Linked DNA regions of Homo sapiens: region 2 is linked to region 1. A link is a loop called in an ENCODE intact Hi-C map of the cell type or tissue named here. Cell type or tissue: B cell. All regions are shown on one strand. Each heading gives the region's core, and the rest is flanking DNA. Links, peaks and the distances in the headings are about the cores only.

The links. Hi-C counts contacts between places; a loop is a spot of excess contacts. Peaks named below come from ENCODE experiments on the same cell type or tissue, not always from the same donor. Only the 100,000 strongest peaks of a DNase experiment are listed, where the experiment ranks them.
Region 2: a loop joins it to region 1, with 11 times the contacts of the local background. A loop is called at or near these places in 5 of 110 quality-filtered maps.

Annotation. Positions count from the first base shown.
Region 1 is chr2:25,517,996-25,525,687 of GRCh38, reverse strand. The region is part of intron 9 of DTNB (dystrobrevin beta); the gene reads left to right. Among named protein-coding and RNA genes, the nearest start is that of DTNB-AS1, 100 kb to the right of the region's middle. RefSeq lists enhancers at 898-977, 3,281-3,330, 7,415-7,559 and a cis regulatory region at 7,485-7,487. In B cell, for the core only: a CTCF peak has its summit at 3,412 (motif pointing right); a DNase peak (open chromatin) is centred at 3,377; H3K4me3 peaks cover 350 bases.
Region 2 is chr2:25,406,244-25,413,935 of GRCh38, reverse strand. All of the region lies in intron 16 of DTNB (dystrobrevin beta), which reads left to right. Among named protein-coding and RNA genes, the nearest start is that of DTNB-AS1, 11 kb to the left of the region's middle. RefSeq lists an enhancer at 3,407-3,526. In B cell, for the core only: no CTCF peak of the experiment used is centred there; DNase peaks (open chromatin) are centred at 2,465, 3,345 and 4,323; H3K4me3 peaks cover 1,365 bases; H3K27ac peaks cover 2,098 bases.

The DNA of each region.
Region 1 (7,692 bases), core at 900-5,899:
TTCTTATTTTATTCTATATATTTGCCTTGGATTTTTTTTTCTTTTTTTTTTGAGACGGAATTTCGCTCTTGTTGCCGAGGCTGGAGTGCAATGGAGCGATCTTGGCTCACTGCAACTTCCACCTCCTGGGTTCAAGCGATTCTCCTGCCTCAGCCTCCCGAGTAGCTGGGATTACAGGCATGTGCCACCACCCCCAGCTAATTTTATATTTTTGGTAGAGGTGGGGTTTCACAATGTTGGCCAGGCTGGTCTTGAACTTCTGACCTCAGGTGATCCACCTGCCTCAGCCTCCTAGGATTACAGGTGTGAGCCACTGCGCCCAGCTTGGATCTTTTTTAAAAAATGAATAAAACATTGTAGATAAAACTGTGGTCTCCTGTGTCCCTCTTCCTCATCTAATCACGCTTTCCTTTTCCCAAAGGGTAGCCACTATCATTTGTTTGGTATTCATGATTTTATACTTTTTAAACTACTTTTATTAGATATTTATACATCTATAAAAATCAGATATGTTAAAACTGTATATAAATGGTCATGCTCTACATGTCGTTCTGTAAGTTTATTACTTTATTAAGTAATATGTTTTTGAAATTTATCCAAAATCTCCAATGGTATTCCATTGAATGACTTTACCACGAGTAATTCATTCTTCATTGCTGGACATTATTTCCGATTTTTCACTATAGCCTACAGTGCTGCTTTGAGCATTCTTGTATGGAGAAATCCTGTAAGGTAGGAGGCTAACTACTGGGTCCTGGGATATGAATATTACATATTCAGGATAGCACGAGTAATAATATAGTAGCAGATTAACCACCAGATCTCAGTGGTTCAGCTCATAAATGTTTGTTTGTTACTCACACCCAGTCCGTTGTGGACTGGAATGACTGGAGCAGCCAACCTGGGCAGTGGTTCGATGGTGTAGGCTGCTTTACTCTTGTGGCTCCACCATCTTCACACGAGCCCTCCTCATTGCTGCAGCAGGGGAAGAAAGCGTAGGGACAGCTCAGAGCCATTCTTCTGTGCTTTGGTTCAGAAATGACACATACCACCTGCCTCACAGCCCCACCTAATTTCAAGCCTGAATAGCCTTCTGTGTACCTAGGGAGGAGAGGAGAACCAGATACTGGTCAGCTGTAGTAACTTGTTCTACAAATGTCTTCAACTCTACAAGATACTACCTAGAATTCAGATTTTATAGTTTAACTATTTATCAGTCCGAATTACTCCCAAGCCAAGAATATAGTCAGCAGACCACCCCCCCCACCAAAAAAAAAAAAAAAAAAGCTCTGGTAGATTCTCTTTCAGATTTAGATGAGATGTTGAGCAGTTAATCCTATTTAGTTTGACTAGATAACTTTTGAGGATCCTTTCAACTTTGAGTTTCTATGTCTTACAGATTTTTTTTTCTGTATTCAATACGTGTTAATGGTTCCCAAACTTGGCTGATACCAAGATCAATCAGAAGGCCTTAAAAAGTACAGAAGGGCCGGGCACGGTGGCTCATGCCTGTGATCCCAGCACTTTGGGAGGCTGAGGCAGGCGGATCACCTGAGGTCCGGAGCTCAAGACCAGCCTGGCCAACATGGAGAAACCTCATCTCTACTAAAAATACAAAATTAGCTGGGTGTGGTGGTGCATGCCTGTAATCCCAGCTACTCGGGAGGCTGAGGCAGGAGAATTGCTTGAACCTGGGAGGTGGAGGTTGCGGTGAGCCAAGATCACGCCATTGCACTCCAGCTTGGGCAAGAAGAGGGAAACTCTGTCTCAAAAAAAAAAAAAAAAAAAAAGTACAGATGACCAAGTTACTTCCATTCTAGGTCAACTTAACCATAATTCTGGAAGTGGCCTAAGAATCCACCTTTTGAAAAAGTTCCCTAATACATCTGATCAGTTTACAGAACCACTGCATTAGGAGGACATAAAGAGTTTTAGTTATATGAAAGCAAACTAAAAATTCAACACTAAGTATTAAGAAATGTTCAGAGTGCAATGCAGAGTACAAATACAAACATATGAGTAGCAGTTCTTTTTTTTTTTTTTTTTGGAGACAGAGTCTTGCTCTGTCGCCCAGGCTGGAGTGCACTGGTGTGATCTCAGCTCACTGCAACCTCCGCTTCCCAGGCTCATGCAATTCTCATGCCTCAGCCTCCTGAGTAGCTAGGACTACAAGTGCGTGCCACCATGCCTGGCTAACTTTTTGTATTTTTTGTAGAGATGGGGTTTCGCCGTGTTGGCCTAGCTGGTCTCGAACTCCTGACCTCAAGCAATCTGCCTGCCTTGGCCACCCAAAGTGCTGAGATAACAGGCGTGAGCCACTGCACCCAGCCATGAATAGCAATTCTTAACGCTTGCTAAGATTCTTAATTATTCATTAATTCAGCAAATACTTATTGAGGACCTTCTAGCTACTCTGCAAGGTGCTAACAGTGTTCACATAGTACTTTGTGCATTTGCAAATAGGTTTGAGTGTTTGCAAATAGGTTTGAGTGAGAGTGAAGAAGCCAGTTTTATATAGTTGCAGTAGGCTAACCAGAATTTAGTTCATGAGATCCTTTTAATTGAAGGTTAATGCTGTTGATAGACTTTTCTGATAGGCTCACCAATATTTCCTTTTGTGTGTAGCCAGCAAAATAATAAATTAGTACAAATCGAAGTCTGACTCTTTAGAAAATGTGTGGACTCCAGGCCTGGTGCGGTGGCTCATGTCTGTAATCCCAGCACTTTGGGAGGCCAAGGTGGGTGGATCACCTGAGGTCAGGAGTTCAAGACTAACTTAACCAATATGGTGAAACCCCGTCTCTACTAAAAATACAAAAATTAACTGGGCGTCGTGGTAGGCCCCTGTAATCCCAGCTACTTGGGAGGCTGAGGCAGGAGAATTGCTTGAACCCAGGAGGTAGAGGTTGCAGCGAGCCGAGATTGCACCACTGCACTCTATCCTGGGCGACAGAGCAAGACTCCATCTCAAAAAAAAAAAAAAAAAGACCTCAGTTTGCCTTTCTGTAAAATGGTGTTAATAAAACCTGTCTTAATTGTCTCAGGATTTTTTTAAGATAATGTATGAGAAAGTGCTTTTAAGTGGCTAGAAGGCTATAAACTTTTAAAGTCTTTTCCTTCAAATAAAGTTAATCATGTCACAAAAATGTAAACTCCACAAAGGCTGGACTTTATCTTGTTCTCCGCCGAATTCCTATTACCTGAAATACTGCTTGGTGCGTGGTAGGCACCTAAAATGTATTGAGTGAATGAATTATACCCAACACAATTTATATACACAGGCATCTGACTCCTCCCCACCATTTATGTTTTTGCGTTTTGTTTTGGTTTTGGTTTTCTTTCAGAAAGTAATACAAGTCATGTACCTACAGTTTCCCAAAGCCACCACTAGATGTCAGGCATATTTCTTTGTGTTCCTTTCTGGGGGGTGGTGAGAATATTGAGTAAACAAGGTTTTTCAAATAAATTGCAAGACGTGTATTCAAAACAAAGCCAATTCACGTATCAGCACTCTAGCAACTTCTCTTACTTCCAGGTCTCTGAGAGAAATGAGTTGCTTCTTTTGGCAAAAACATATTTATACCACGTCTACCTCTGGATGCCTCTAACAGGCTTCCTGTGATCCGAATTCAAGCAATTTGCTCTTGCTAATTTTCTAACCACAGAGTTCTTAAGCCTAATCTCTTTAATTAGTGGTTAGTCACCATTGCATTTCAGTTTGTGTAGATTTATTTCTGAGGGGAAGCAAAACTTCACGTGTTGGCTTAGTGTGTCTATTACCCTGAATTCTAGCGAGAAAGAGCCCAGTGTCTTCCGCTGCACACACCTGGGATTCATCTTAATAGGGGTGGGCAAACTATAGCCTGCAGGCTAAGGCCAACCTGTCCCTCATGATCTAACAAGACCTTTACATTTTTAAATGTTTGAAGAGAAATAAGAATATTTTGTAAAGTGAAACTTACATGAAAATCACGTCAGTGTCCGTAAGTAAAGTTTTATTGGGACTGGCCTCAGTGGCTCACCCAGCATTTTGGGAGGCCAAGGGGAGTGGATCACTTGAGTTGGGAGTGGATCACAGGAGTTCAAGACCACCATGGCCAACATAGCGAAACCCCGTCTCTCCTAAAAAAATAAAAATTAGGCGGGTACAGTTGCATGCACCTGTAATCTCAGCTACTCAGGAGGCTGAGGCACGAGGATTGCTTGAGCCTGGGAGGCAGAGGTTGCAGTGAGCCGAGATTGTGCCTTTCCATCCTGGGTGACATAGCAAGACTCTGTCTTAAAAAAAAAAAAAAAAAAAATTATTGGGACACAGCCATACTCACTCATTTTTATGTTGTTTATGGATGCTTTCGAGCTCCAGTGGCAGAATTGAGTCATTAACGACTGAGACCAAATGGCCCTTAGAGCTTATATTATTTACTATCTGGCCCTGAAAAAGTTTGCCAACCCCTGCTCTCAAAGAAGGGTGTCTAAAAACTGCAAATTTAGGGCACTTTGTGCTTCTTTAGACTCTTTTTTCTGAATGATCATCATCTTTGGTTTGATGGCCCAAGTTGTTTTTTCACGCAGCGGTGAAGATAACACCTTTTGCTGAAGGACTCAGATAAAATTTGTTACCTAGAAACCAGACTGCCTCTTACTGACAGAAAGTCTTTTATTTGTTTCTTGCATCCTTTGCATACATAAATATATAGCATGTTTGAACAGCTAAGCCAACCAATTTTCTCCGCACATTGCATCAAAACAGAATTAACCTAGATAATTAAAAAATACTGTTATACTGTTATTTAAATTATACTGTAATTATAAAACTGTAATTACAGTAATACTTTAATGTGGCTCTAATTTGTTCTATTTTAACTGCTCTTCTGTTTAATACTGACTTAGACTCTGTGTATACATTACTTTGATATGAACTTAAAAAATCTGTTCTCTTTGTTGTTTTTTTCCTATACCTCATAAATCTTCTTTTTGAACTTTAGACAATTATGCTTTAAGTATCGGTGCTATCAGTGCTTATGAACTTTTTGGTAAAACACAAATATGCTTGTTTTCTACTTATTCATAACAACTTTAAATATATCAGCAGAATTCACCAGACCAGGAATAATATAAGACCATTTGTAACCCTGTGAAAGAACAAGTCTAACTTCTTGTTTATGTTGTTTAATTATTAAAGCACATTTTTGTGACACTTCTTTTAAAATGATGGATGAGTCTGGAGTTAAAAATGGCTTTTGTGACAAGGGCACTTATGGTGAATTGCCTTGCTGTTTACAGCCATTTTTAATTGTTTTGTTTGTTTGTTTGTTTGAGACGGAGTCTTGCTCTGTCGCCCAGGCTGGAGTACGGTGGCAGAATCTCGGCTCACTGCAACTTCCACCTCCCGGATTCAAACAGTTCTCCTGCCTCAGTCACCCAAGTAGCTGGGTCACACACCACGCCTGGCTAATTTTTGTATGTTTAGTAGAGACGGGGTTTCACCATGTTGTCCGGGCTGGTCTCAAACTCCTGACCTCGTCATCCACCCGCCTCGGTCTCCCAAAGTGCTGGGATTACAGGCGAGAGCCACTGCCCCTAGCCTACAACTTTAATAAGCCAATTTTTTTTTTCTGAAGAGAGTTATTAATTGGTTTTATTGTATTCTCCAATTATCGGGTGTTACAGAATTCATAATATTGATAAGTTAGTCTGGGTTGAAACACTGTCTTCCACAGTATTTATTGAGTGTGTATTGTGAGTTGGGCTTTCTTCTTTTGATGGGAGACTAGAGTCTTATTTGAGGAAACTGACAAGATGATACTTTTTTCTTAGACCTCTAGGTGAATCTGATGTTCCAATTGCTTGAAAGGAGTATCAGATTCATTCTAGGTATCTTGATCTCCTGAGACTGAACCTGTTTGGAAGATTGTAATCTTGAACCATTTCTGACAGGTAAATATGCAGGTTGAGCATCTCAAATCTGAAAATTCAAAATCTGGAATGCTCCAAAATCCGAAACTTTTTGAGTGCCGACGTGACAGTCCAAGGAAATGCTCACTGGTGCATCTCAGACTGTAGATTTTTGGAATTCGCATGGTCAACCAGGGTAAATAGAATGCAAATATTCCAAAATCCAAAATATGAAACACTCTGGTCCCAAGCATTTTGGATAAGGGATTCTCAACTTGTACTTTGATTCCTAGATCATAGCTCATCTGATATTAATTGTCTTGCATTTTGCTGTAATGATTTTTTGGGTTATTTGTTTTTTAGAGACAGGGTCAGCACCATAAGACAGAGTGAGAAAACAAAAGTAAAAAAAAAAAAAAAAAAAAGTAGAAACAGGGTCTTGATCTGTCACCGAGGCTAAAGTTCAGTGACATGATCACAGCTCATTGTAACCTCAAAACTCCTGGGCTCAAGAGATCCTCCTGTCTCAGCCTCCCAAGTAGCTAGGACTACAGGCACATGTCACCACGCCTGGCTAATTTTTATATTTTTTTGAAGTGATGGGGTCTTGCTATGTTGCCCACGCTAGTCTTGAACTCCTGGCCTCAAGAAGTCCTCACACCTCAGCCTCCCATAGCACTGGATTATAGACATGAGCCACTGTGCCTGGCCTGCTGTAATGATTTTGAAAAACTTACCGTTGGTGACATGATTTTGCTTACCAGTGGGCCATTAGGCACCTTGGGGTCTATTCAATTTGTCTTTTTGGTAAAAGAAGAGTTGCTTTTTGTTCTCCTGTATATATAGCCTAGAATGTGAAGGCCATTAGGTCACAGCTCATCTGATACTCTTTCTGGCTTGCATTTTGCTGGGATGAATTTGAAAACCTAGAAGGTGAGGAATACAGGGTTGTCTTAGGGCCTTGAGCTTCACTATGTCCTGGTATGAATGTTACCTGTTTTGCTCCGTTTCAGGCTGAAAGTCCCAGAATCATTCTTCTGAGCTTAAGGTTGCTTACTAGCCCTGGAATTATACCTCTCCAAAAAGGAAAGAAAGAGCAAAGAGGGCTATGCATCATCTAAGACAGTCCTAGAAATAGGATAACGTTTTTGCCTGAACCTCAGTATGTATGTGTGTGTGCATGTGTGTGTGTACGTGAGTGTGAGTGTGTGTGTGTTGGGGTGAGGGAGACGGGAACTTGCACTCACAAACTCACACATGTGCATATATATGTGTGGTACCTCTGTGTGTGTGTGTGAGAGACAGAGGGATGCTTATGTGAACAGTAAATGTGATGAGTATGGTGCAGTGAGGAGAAACAGCATTATGTAATACAACAAAACTCAGAACCATCAAGCTTTAGTCCAAGGAGGGTGATTATTTACAAGTGGCTATGACTTTGTTCTGCTGAGTTTCACTCTGCCCTTGAGATTTTCTCACCCTGTTTGCCATTATCCTACTATAAAGCTCTCTGCTTTTAAACTCAAAATCTCACAAAACTTCACAAATCATCATCCCTTAGTATTCTTTTTTTTTATTGTGGATAAAAAAATAATATAAAATTAACTATCTTAATTCTTTTAAGTGTACGGTTTTTAAGCGTACAGTTCAGTAATGGCAAGTGTAATCGTGTTGTTGTTAAACAGATCTTCAGAACTTTTTCCATACCCGTTAAACAGCAATGCCCTTTCCCTCCACCCCCTGTGACCACCGTTCTACTTTATGTTTCTATTAATTTGACTGCTTTACATACCTCAT
Region 2 (7,692 bases), core at 1,248-6,247, 110 kb after region 1:
CTGGAGAGGATGTGGAGAAATAGGAACACTTTTACACTGTTGGTGGGACTGTAAACTAGTTCAACCATTGTGGAAGACGGTGTGGCAATTCCTCAAGGATCTATAACTAGAAATACCATTTGACCCAGCCATCCCATTACTGGGTATATACCCAAAGGATTATAAATCATGCTGCTATAAAGACACATGCACACGTATGTGTGTTGTGGCAATATTCACAATAGCAAAGACTTGGAACCAACCCAAATGTCCAAAGACTTGGAACCAACAATGATAGACTGGATTAAGAAAATGTGGCACATATACACGATGGAATACTATGCAGCCATAAAAAAGGATGGGTTTGTGTCCTTTGTAGGGACATGGATGAAGCTGGAAACCGTCATTCTCAGCAAACTATCGCAAGAACAAAAAACCAAACACCGCATGTTCTCACTCATAGGTGGGAATTGAACAGTGAGAACACTTGGACACAGGAAGGGGAACATCACACACCGGGGCCTGTCGTGGGGTGGGGGGAGGGGGGAGGGATAGCATTAGGAGATACACCTAATGTAAATGACGAGTTAGTGGGTGCAGCACACCAACATGGCAGATGTATACATATGTAACAAACCTGCACGTTGTGCACATGTACCCTAGAACTTAAAGTATTAAAAAAAAAAGGTGTCTGATTTCCCAAGAAAGCAAATAATGAAAATAATTTTTTTAAAAAGGAATCTGAAAAAAATTTGTTACCAAAAAAATACAAACACCAAGCTGATTAGTATTATTATTAATTATTAATGTTGTTATTTCTAGCTAAAGAAAATATACTGATACATGGCATAAAAATCACCTTGTCTTTTAAAGATAATAATCTATAAAATGCAGGATATCTATAGTTATTTGCATCGTTTGAAAATATTTTAAATATTGCTCAGTAAAAGCCCAGTGCTTACAGTCAGAAATACGGTTGTAGGATTCATCAGCATGTTACAGAGGGACACTAGGGTCACCAGAGACTGATGAAGTCCCTACTGGCAATGGTGTTTATGACCATTGGTGCATTTGAGCTATGGGCCTCTCTGGCCTCAATCAAACAATATCCCAATCCTAGTCTGGAAACAGTTCAGATGTACAAGTTCATCTAGGAACATTTTAGGGTTCCATTTTTCCCAGTGACTCAGTGCACCATAAAATTTCACTGCTGGATCTCTAATACCACATTCACTGAGCTATCCAAGGAAAGGGGTTCTGTTTATTCATGAAGGATTTGTTTCCTCCAACATTTATCTGATCTCTCCTATTAGAAGTTAATTATCTAATAATGATCATCTGGCTTAAAGACTTAAAAAGACTTTATATATGTTTAATAGAACATTTTATATAATGATCATCAGGCTTAAAGACTGTAACTTTAGACAGTAAAAGTTATGTAAGGATAGGAAGCTCCTTCAGGGTGGCCTTGGCCCAGCTTAGGTAGTGGGGCAGTGGGCCAAAGGATAATATACCTGGCACTCTGAAAATAATGTGATTAGTGGAATCTTGGGGAATTGGCCAAGAGAACTTTGCCACACTTGGGACCTTTCCTTTTACTTCAGTGAGTTTGGCTATCACGTGGGATCTTGCCATCATGCCCTATCTGATTTCCAAGACCCAGACAAATACCCACCTACAGCTATACCAAAGAGAGCATGGTTTGGCCTGGCTCCAGGAAGCCCCCCTTTCTGATCACAGCTCTACCAAATATACCTCAAAGGAAGGGCACTTAATGTTTAGTTAGCAATGGTCGACCCACAAGGGCTCACATAAACCTCATGAATACTAACTTTGTAAGTTTAAGAGAAAGTACTTTCAGAAAAACAAACCTATGCAACAAGAAAAAGAAACCTCCTCTTTGGCCATTAAAGAGATTGTTGGTGAACCCCTTGATGTTAGCATGCCTCATGGGTCACGTTCCCTTCTTAGCCTTTGGATACAGTCTCACTGGGAAGCGATTCAGATTCACATGCTTCTGCAATCTTCTGGGCTCCGTGGCTCTTAATCTTCCGAAATAGAAGCCTGAGTCTACTTCCCAAAAGGCAAAGGATTGCCATTCATTTATTTATTTAGCGGTGTTTTACTATATATGTTCAAGACAGTGAGCCTGGCCTTTTGGAGGATAAAAAGAGAAATCGTACACAAATACCACCATCAAATAGTCTGAAAGTTATTTCATGGTTGACATGATACCCTAAATGCAGAAACACAAGCCGGGCCAGTGGTATCCCGGGCCTCAGGCACCACTGCGGCCCTCCTAAGTTGGCAAATGGTACAGATGTCTGTTGGTAAATGAGGATCGCTGTGCTATACGTAGGACTCTCCCACAAACCTTTATCCTGGGTCGCAGTCCCAGGATATGTGCATAGACTGTCTGCTACTGCTGGCTCCCTCCCACACATGGCCTTGCAAGAGTTGGCAGGGTGTATTCATCGGTCTTGGCACCTGTACTCACCGTAGGGACCTGGCAGTTTGTTGTTATTTTTTTTCCAAAAAGAGGAAATATCACTATAATACTAAAAATAGGTTTGGTTTTTCTTTTCTTTTTTTTTTTTGAAACGGAGTTTCACTCTTCTTGCCTAGTCTGGAGTACAATGGCATGATCTCAGCTCACTGCAACCTCTGCATCCCGGGTTCAAGTGACTCTCCTGCCTCAGCCTACCAAGTAGCTGGGATTACAGGCGCACGCCACCACGCCCAGCTAATCTTTGTATTTTTAGTAGAGATGGGGTTTTGCCATGTTGGCCAGGCTGGTCTCAAACTCCTGACCTCAGGTGATCTGCCTGCCTCGACCTCCCAAAGTGCTGGGGTTACAGCCATGAGCCACCGCGCCCAGCTATGGTTTTTCTTTATGGTTAAGTATAAGTCTATTTGAGCCCAAAGCTTGAGGATGGCCCCCCAGGAGCAAAGATTCAAATTGCCCTGAATATACATTCTGATTAGCAGCAGTTACAGTGGGTTTAAAAAAAAAAAAAAAAAAGAAAAGGCAGTTCCTAAGTTGTTTACCAAGAACTTACATTAAAGTAACATAAGCAGGGCATGTGTTCTCAGGATCTCCTGAGGGTTGTGTCACAGGCCAGATACGTTTTAAAAAAATAATAACATAAGCTATTGATTATCTATACATTGTTCTTTTTATCGCACATTCCAGGAACATGAAGCTAATGAGTGAAGCAGCTAGTCAGTAACAAAATGCCTTTAAACCATTGCCCCCCCGCCTCGTCATGGCAGGGTGGCGTGACTGAAGCCCCATACCTGTGTCTCTGGGGACCTGATAAAGTTTGAATACCTCATATAATTCAGACTTCCCCGAGTTATTTTTGTTCTCATTTCCCCTCTTTTCATCAAGATCCTTCTGGGAAAGCATCATAGATGAACAAAAATGGTTTTGGTTTCTTTTATGTTCAGGAACTTACTCTTGCATACCCAGAAGGTTCATTTCCAGATGGTCCTGTCTTGCGTGGTGGGGATGGGGGATGGGTGTTTGTATTTCACTCCCCCAAAACTCCCTGAGCACCTAACAAGAGTCCGAGGATACAAGAGAAAAGTAGCTTTGGGGTGTGTGCCACACCCCCCAATATTTTTCATCACTCATCAATGTCAGGCTGAGAGATTTCCTTACCTACTTCCTAAATTTCCCTCCTGTACTATATTTCTGTCTTTTCCTCTCCTGACCAGAATGCACACAGCATATGAAAACCATCCTTCAGGGCCTCCAAAAACATTATCTCCTCAGCCAACTGGAGAAATTCTTCCACTGGAAGAATATTGAATTCCTAGGACACACTGCCTCCCCCAGAATACTACAGACTGAATCTCAGCAAAGCATTAACAGAAAAGGATGAAGAAAAAATGATTTGTAGGCTTGGAGCCTAAGAATCTAGGGAAATGATGGGTGTCATTTACTGAACAAGTGAAAATAGAGACATGATCTGGGTTAGGAGGGGACTTTGATCTGATTTTGGACATGCTATTATGTCCCATAGCCAGGCAGTCAAGCAAAAAGACCTGCTAGGTATTTGGACATGCGCAACTGAAATTTCAATGGGAAAACAGGGCTAGCAATGTAGACTTGGAACCCTTCAACACAAAATGAGGATTGAAACCATAAACGTGAGCCTTAGGGAAAACCCACAGTAGACAAAAAGAAGAAAAAGGAGGCAGGAGAAGGACCGTCGGTTCTCTTGGAAGCCCAGATAGTTGCAAGAAGGAGGAAGTTAGTGAGACAATAAGACAAGGAAGCCCATGAATTTGACAATAAGGAAGTTATCAGCAACTTAGGAAAGAAAATGTTCAATAGAGTAGTAAAGTGTACCCAACTCTGAAAAGTGGGCTTTGTCCTGTCCAACCTCCTCAGCACCACCTCCTGTCAAATAATGTCACTCCACTGAACAAAGATGTAAATCTTAAATCTGTGAATTACACATGAATGGACTGCCCTTCTCACTAATCGAGTCTTGCCAGCTAAATCCCATTTCTTTTTCATCTAAACAAGCACGTAACCTTTACAAACCTCATTTTCCTCATCAGTAAACTTCCAGCTCCACAGTTTTTGGATCCTTTCATCATTGTACCAGTTGGTACTCTGGAGAAAGGCTATAAACCTAGAAGGGTCTATAGAGATCTATTTGGGTCCTGGCCTATAGAGGAATGAATGAGTGAATGAATGAATGAATGAATGAATGAAATCCAGTTGGGTTTATTTCACTGATTTCTCCTTTCCTGACTTTGAAATCCTGTGGCCCTTACTTCATTGTCTGGGTTTTCTTTCAATAACTTCTTCCCCAGGGTTTATTCATGCCAGCCTCCCACCTGCCACTTTTCCAGACAGAAGAAAATATCCTAAGAAAACATCAGCTGCATCCCTGATGCCCTTCTCCTGTGGCTCACCTGCGTGATTCTTGGCCATGTCTCCAGCAGGACAGGTTTCCCTGGCATTCTTCCTCTCTGTTGTGCCTCACCTCAGCATCTTCTTTCAGCATGGGATTGTTTCCATAACTTCACTCTGAGAGCATCTGGAGGCATTTCGTCAAATCATGAAGCTGTACCAGTCTCTAGGGTAACAGGTTTTATAGCTGACCCTCAGGTTGGTTCTGATGTTCCATAGTAACGATAGTGCTAAGGTTTGGAGCGTCCTTCATGGAAAAGAACATCTGCTTAGTTTCAGCTAAAAGATGCATGTTATAACAAGTTCCATAGACTCTTACACTCTTCTCCATTTACTCCTAATCATACTTTGGCAGTATGCATTTGGAGCTGCAATATAGATGCCCTGATGTTTAAAAAAAGAAAAGTAGAAGGCTATTTTATAAAATTATAGGCAATGAAGTTAACTGCAGCTAAAGTGGTGCTTTTTTTTTTTTTTTTTTTTTTTTTGAGATGGAGTCTCACTCTGGTGTCCAGGCTGGAGTGCAGTGGTGTGATCTTGGCTCACTGCAACCTCCACCTCCTGGGTTCCAGCGATTCTCCTGCCTCAGCCTCCTGAGTAGCTGGGACTACAGGTGCACGTCACCACACCCAACTAATTTTTGTTGGTTTTTTGGGGGAGGTAGAGATGGGATTTCATTATGTTGGCCAAGCTGGTCTCGAACTCTTTTTTTTTTTGGAGACAGAGTCTCGCTCTTGTTGCCCAGGCTGGAGTGCAATGGCACGATCTCGGCTCACCGCAGCCTCCACCTCCCAGGTTCAAGTAATTCTCCTGCCTCAGCCTCCCAAGTAACTGGAATTACAGGCATGCACCACTACACCCGGCTAATTTTTTTTGTATTTTCAGTAGAGACGGGGTTTCTCTACGTTGGTCAGGCTAGTCTCGAACTCCTGACCTCAGGTGATCCACCCACCTCAGCCTCCCAAAGTGCTGGGATTACAGGTATGAGCCACAGCACCTGCCCAGTCTCAAACTCTTGACTTCAAGTGATCAGCCTGCCTCAGCCTCCCAAAGTGTTGCTACCGTGCCCAGTCAAGTGGTACTTTGTTAAATATTTTTTTTATTACAACAGCTTTTGGGGTACAAGTGGTTTTTGGTTACATGGATGAGTGATTTAGTGGTGAATTCTGACATTTTGGTGCACCCGTCACCCAACTAGTGTACATTGCACCCAATATGTAGTTTTTTATCCTTCACGCCCCTCCCAACCTCTCCCTTCTGAGGCTCCATAGTCCATTATATCACTCTGTGTGTTTTTACATACTCATAGCTTAGCTCCCACTTATAAGTGAGAACACACAGCATTTGGTTTTCTATTCTTGAGCTACCCCACTTAGAAAAGTAGCCTCCAGGTCCATTCAGGTTGCTGCAAAAGATATTCCATTCCTTTTTATAGCTGAGTAGTATTCCATGGTGTATATATACTACCACGTTTTCTTTATTCACTCATTGGTTGATGGGCACTTAGGTTGGTTCTGTATCTTTGCAGTTGTGAACTGGGCTGCAGTAAACATATGTGTGCGTGTGTCTTTTTCATATAATGACTTCTTTTCCTTTGGGTAGATACCCGGTAGTGGGATTGCTGGATCAAATGGTAGGTCTACTTTTGGTTCTTCAAAGAATCTCCATCCTATTTTCCATAGTGGTTGTACTAATTTACTTTCCCACCAGCAGTGTATAAGCATTCCCTTTTCACCACATCCATGCCAAAGTATATTGTTTTTGGATATTTCAATAATGACGATTCTTGCAGGGGTAAGGTGGTATCTCATTGTGGTTTTGATTTGCATTTCCCTGATGGTTAGTGATGTTGAGCATTTTTTCATATGTTTGTTGGCCATTTGTATATCTTCTTTTGAGAAATGTCATGTCATTTGCTAAAGTGGCACTTTTATTATAATAAGGATCCATGCCAGCTCACCAGCTCTGCACAGATGGCTAACCATAAACCCTTCAGTACTTTTATTATTATGTATTATTAATTTAAATGTATATATAATTTTCTGTTAATTGCTTTCACATTGGAAATTTCAACTCCAATTTTTAACCTGCTCAGACCTCAGAAAATCAAGAGAGATTCTAGGAGACTCTCAGATCTGTAGCCACCCCAGGACATCCCAAGTGTGCAGAAGATACGGCAGTCTATTCTTGGGCCCTTTGAAGGTCTAACTAACCTGAGGATGCTGGCTGCCTACCCTTCTTTCCACAGCAGCTCACCACCCAGGAAAATAGCCCTGGGCAGACCATCCTCTGTAGGACCTCATGACTAAGTCACCCTCAGCCATCCTTCTCATTCTCAGCATTAGTGACATTCGGGGCCAGTTAACTCTCTTTTTGCAAGTAGTTGTTGTATGTGTTATAGAAAAACATATGTGTTTTTTTGGTAGAGATGGGATTTCACTATGTTGGCCAATGTTGGCCAAGCTGGTCTCGAATTTTTTTTTTTTTTTTTGAGACGGAGTTTCACTCTTGTTTCCCAGGCTGGAGTGCAATGGCACGATCTCGGCTCACCGCAACCTCCGCCTCCCAGGTTCAAGCGATTCTCCTGCCTCAGCCTCCCAAGCAGCTGGAATTACAGGCATGCACCACCACACCTGGCTAATTTTTTTTGTATTTTTAGTAGAGACAGGGTTTCTCCATGTTGGTCAGGCTGTTAAGGATGTTTAGCAGCATCCTTAACTTTACCCACTAAGCACCAGTAGTAGCCTCTACTCTCAGGGCCCTAGCAGGTAAAATTGCCCCCT